2 separate regions of the Homo sapiens genome follow, and region 1 is linked to region 2. A link is an interaction called in ENCODE POLR2A ChIA-PET data of the cell type or tissue named here. Cell type or tissue: PC-9. All regions are shown on one strand. Region 1 overlaps PTGFRN (prostaglandin F2 receptor inhibitor). Region 2 overlaps LINC02868 (long intergenic non-protein coding RNA 2868).

Evidence for each region. ChIA-PET counts read pairs that join two places held together with the same protein. Peaks named below come from ENCODE experiments on the same cell type or tissue, not always from the same donor. Only the 100,000 strongest peaks of a DNase experiment are listed, where the experiment ranks them.
Region 1: POLR2A ChIA-PET joins it to region 2 with 7 read pairs; 1 of 35 experiments calls an interaction of 5 or more read pairs at or near these places.

The regions. Positions count from the first base shown.
Region 1 is chr1:116,914,901-116,917,400 of GRCh38, reverse strand. All of the region lies in intron 1 of PTGFRN (prostaglandin F2 receptor inhibitor), which reads right to left. Among named protein-coding and RNA genes, the nearest start is that of PTGFRN, 6.2 kb to the right of the region's middle. In PC-9, no CTCF peak of the experiment used is centred here; a DNase peak (open chromatin) is centred at 1,200; H3K27ac peaks cover 593 bases.
Region 2 is chr1:116,695,383-116,697,882 of GRCh38, reverse strand. The region is part of intron 2 of LINC02868 (long intergenic non-protein coding RNA 2868); the gene reads right to left. Among named protein-coding and RNA genes, the nearest start is that of LINC02868, 2.5 kb to the right of the region's middle. In PC-9, no CTCF peak of the experiment used is centred here; DNase peaks (open chromatin) are centred at 1,042 and 1,551; H3K4me3 peaks cover 1,368 bases; H3K27ac peaks cover 2,500 bases.

The sequences.
Region 1 (2,500 bases), 220 kb before region 2:
GTCATGCCTGCTCACTGCTCTTCAGCCTGTCCTTTGCCACCAGAGTCTCCCAGCTGGCCTGTGGGCCTGCTTAGAGACGCCTGGATCCTGTTTAAGTTGATCTGGTTCTGCCGTGCCCTGAGCCACTACCCTCACAGTGGTCTTCTGCTCCACACCACTTGAAAAGGTGGGCGATCGTTTCTGACTCAGAGTTCCTTCCCCACCCCACCCACTTCTCAAGTTCTGTGATTTCCCTTCCTCCTTCACTGGGCAGACTTCACAGTGCCCATATCCAAGGGCTTCTCTGTCTTTATCCTTCCAGTTCTGTAGCAGCATGTGACCAATCCCTCTTTAACAAGTCCACTCACACCCATCTCTGCTTGGCTTCCGACAGCGTGCTCTCCCAGTACTTCTTCCGTTCCCTGACTACTCCTAGAACTCTCCCTTTCATTTCCTGTCTCCTCACTGCAGGCATTTCCAAGAACCTGCCCTTGACCCTCATCTCAATCGTCCACTTTCTGACATCTAGTGCATTTTGTCCAACTCTTTGAGGGCAGATCTGAGTCTGCTCTGCTCATACAGCAATCCTCAGAACAATGCCCGGCGTGTAATAGTAGGCGCTTGCTCAATATTTGCTGAATAAATGAGCTGCTAGCCGTGTTACTGAGCTTCTCACCTTGCATCTTCAAACAGCTCATTCCAAAGCTAGGGCTAAAGGGCTGTAGTTCACCAAGTGAAGGAGAGAACTGCCATCCTTCGTCAAATCATAGCACACACAGGAAATGACAGTATCTGTACAGCTCTCTGGGTACGCAGGCCTTTGGATTTAGAGGCAGCTCCTGCCCTGTGGGTATCAGTATCATGACAACCCACCTGAAATCCATGTGAGTCCCTTACTGAGGCCCATAAGCTGGGGAGTTCTGTCTAGTCCAGCTCTAAAGAAGAGCAAGGAAGAGCCATTATCAGAATATTCTTGGCTTGGAGTCACTTTTAAGCTCCAAGAAGTAACTCATCTGTCTGCCCACTATCTCTATTTCATTAGGATTCCAAGGTAGCACCCACTCTGAAATGTGCCCGGAACCCTTAGGCACAATTCCACTCTTCGCTATTCTAAGCCAAATTCATCCTAGACAGAGCAACAGTAGCCACGGGTTCTTCTCCACTCCTATGAAATATCCCAAGTGAGGTAAATATTTTCACATTCCAGCTGCTTGTAAAGGTGTGAAACAGGATGCAATTAAGGTCCCAGAACATTTTACTTAAACTTGAATCATGCTGCTTAGTGACACAATACAGAGTATTGTGGAGAAATCAGCCTTCAAAGAACACAAGCGAATGCACAGAGCCATGATCTCCAGCCTACTGGAAACGCATATTGCTGGGACACGACAGTGTTAACTTCTGGGTCTAATTCTGTTGCTTCCCAAAGACTACAGTTGGTGTGGGGAGAAATAGTCCAAGATCGAAAAAACCACTGACTGTGCCAACTGCAGCACTTCACCTTTTCCAGAAGATAAATTATGAAGAATTTTTGCCAGTTCAAGTTATTTTCCCAAAGCAGAGTCAAATGACCCTTGCAACCCTGCCTTTAAGAAACCAATGCAATTAAACAAAACAGCTATGAACTGCCTGGACAGCATCCTTCCAACTTCATTTGATAAAGTGAGACGCAGACACACATCGACAGACAAGCACACACCTTATTTAACTGCCAGACGCAGTGCCAATATGAAAATGTACATTCAATCTACGGGGGGAAAATCAGCTCAGCAGCTCATCGCTAAAACAAAACAGCCACATAAATGCCGACTAGCCTGCTGCCTTGTAAGGAATGATCACTGACAACTAGAGTTCCTATTCAGCAGGCTAATAAGAATAATTATAGCCAGGGCAGGCATTAATCAGCTTGGCAGATACAGGAATTCTGTTAACAAGGCTAAAATAAGTGCCAAGGAATCTCTGAAGGCCACAGCACTTCAAAGACTGTTAAAGCTGGATGGATTCACTAGGGTTCCTCCCACTGGCCTTCCTCCTCCTTCAGTGCTTTCCAGAGGCAGTTGCATTTCGGCCCGTCCTCAGAGCCGGCATGGCCACCTGCTAGGGTTGCAGAGATGCCACACCTCTGAGGTGCATGCTGGCACTGCCCTTCCCTTCAGGAAGTGTACCTGGGCTGCACTAACCCTGGATCCTCCTATTTTTAAATGCACTTTCACTTTCAAACCACTATCATCTTTCTTCACCTAAGCTAATCTCAAGCAATACGCAGCATAAGGTTTAGCGAACATTAGTAAACTTTTCCTTAGCAGAGACAGAATGGAGTCCTGAGATCAGATCCTAGGTCTGCTAGGAAGAATCTGTATGTCTCTAGACAAGTTAACTAACTTTTCTGGGCATCAGTTTCCTTATCTGTAATAAAGACAAAATAGTGACTTTCTCAAAGTATTGTTGTGAGGAATAAATACCAGAATGTACGTCAGAGCCTGACGCTTGATATGCAATCGAGAAATAGTAGCTATTATTA
Region 2 (2,500 bases):
GGTCTTGGTGGATGTTAATGTGTCACTGAACACCAATGTACCAAATCGATGTATTCATGGCAACAGCCGAAAAGAGCCCACAAAAGTCTAATCTTTGGCACACTGGGGGCTTCACTGGCAGATTGTTAAGACCCTGGGGGCAAAACTTAATTTGCATAAGTATTTGCAATGCACAATTTCCTTTTTATTCATTTACACTAAATTAAATTCATTTTGGAATCCCCAAAGTTATTGCTGTTGACTTCTCTCCCCTTACTTTATGTTCTAGGTATATTTCCCCAAAACTGAAAGCCATTTTCATCTCTTGTTTTCTGGATGCCTCAGATCCCAAGTGAGGTTTTATCCCTCCACAGTTCTTTAAGATTAGCAAATTAAATTAACTCCTTAACTGCTGGGAAATTTAAAAAACAAAAAAACTGCTGTTTTGCAAAAATGCAAATATTATTAGAACGCCCTACTCTCTTCCCTACCCCCAACACACACACACACACACACACACACACACACACACACACACACTGGCACGCACACAGGCCTGGCTGCGCTCGAGAAGCCCACTTCCACCACCCCTTCTGCAGACAGAAATGCTGGCATTCGTAAGCTGTCACACTGAGGAAGACAGCAGCTGTGTTATTCCATGATTTATAGAACAGATTTGCATTTCCTTGCCTTTGAAGCTTGCCTATAATCTGACACATAAATATTTGAAAGACAGGATGGTGGAAACAGACCTAAGCAGCTTAATCGAACACTCGGCAGGTAGAGGACTTGGGCTGGTGTTCATTTCAAACACCCCCTTGCCCTGAGGCCTCTTGGTGTGTGTGTACAAAATTGAAATTCGGTGTTCAAACCCAAACCTACAGTCACAATTCCACTTGAAGGAAAAGTCAGAAGAATGCCCCTCTGAAAGCAGGTTTTGTTTCGTCTGGTCTCCTGAGGCAAAAGCCCAGTAGTCTTCCTTAAATTCTGCTCCAGGAAGCAGGAAGCAGGGAGTATAAGTGTCTCAACCACTCCAGAAGCCCCAAGTGTGCTCATGCAGGGACAGGAGCTCTGCCCTGCCTCACAGAGGCCCTGAGGCCACAGAGAGGCACTTTCACCAGTGAGGAGGCACATTCCTGTCCTGGAGACCAGTCATAGCTCTGGCTGCCCCAGAGAACCAGGATTCCCTGGAAGGGGATCAGGCAAGCCTTCGATTTTCCATGCATCCACCTTCATGCAGCTTTTCCCAAAATATCGTACGGAGAACACTTTTTGAAGTTCATGTTAAATGGCCACAGTCACACTGCTTTTTTTTTTTTTTTTTTGAGACAGAGTCTCGCTCTGTCACCCAGGCTGGAGTGCAGTGGGGCGATCTCAGCTCACTGCAAGCTCCGCCTCCCGGGTTCATGCCATTCTCCTGCCTCAGCCTCCTGAGTAGCTGGGACTACAGGCACCTGCTACCACGCCCAGCTAATTTTTTGTATTTTTTTTTTTTAGTAGAGACAGGGTTTCACCGTGTTAGCAAGGATGGTTTCGATCTCCTGACTTCGTGATCCGCCCCGCTCAGCCTCCCAAAATGCTGGGATTACAAGCATGAGCCACCACACCCGGCCAACAGTCACAGTGCTTTTTTAGCCCATTATAAGCTGTAAGTCCTGCAGGAAAAATAACAGTCTAAGTTGATTTAATCTGATTATTTAAATGAAAAATACGCACTTTCATTTTCACAGTAGTTCTATTAATATACTATTGGAGAATTAAAAAAAAGAAAATTGGCCAGGCATGGTGGCTCATGCCTGTAATCCCAGCACTTTGGGAGGCTGAAGTGGGCAGATCACCTGAGGTCGGAAGTTTGAAACCAGCCTGACCAACATGGAGAAACCCATCTCTACTAAGAATACAAAATTAGCTGGGCGTGGTGGCAGGCACCTGTAATCCCAGCTACTCGGGAGGCTGAGGCAGTAGAATTGCTTGAACCCGGGAGGCAGAGGTTGTGGTGAGCCGAGATTGCGCCATCGCCCTCCAGTCTGGGCAAAAGGAGCAAAACTCCATCTCACAAAAAAAAAGGAAAATTATGCCCTAGTCTGATTCAATAAATATGTGTTGATCCCGCATATGTGCTCAAGGAGGCTAGCCACAAAGGTGTCTTCACACTCAAGACAGCCCAAGAATGCCACTCATGGCCTAGGTGTCTTATCAGAAGTTCTACAAGGTAGAGGGTGGGCAGGGGAACAGAAAGAAGAGGCTCTTGAATGTAAAGGACCTTTTATAAAATTCAAAAGGGACAAGGGCAGAAGGCACATTGAATGGAGACCCAGACTGAAAGTCAGGAAACAGGGTCAGTCTAGCTCTGCCATGAGGTGCATGTTCTTGGTCCAACCACTTCACCTCTCTGGGCCTCTGTTTTCTCATCTGCAAAATGAAGCAGTTGACCTAATAGCCTCCAAAGTTTCTTTCATGCTGATATTCTATAGCAGGCTGGGGCTAAATTTAGATTTAGATTTGTCCAAATGATGGAATG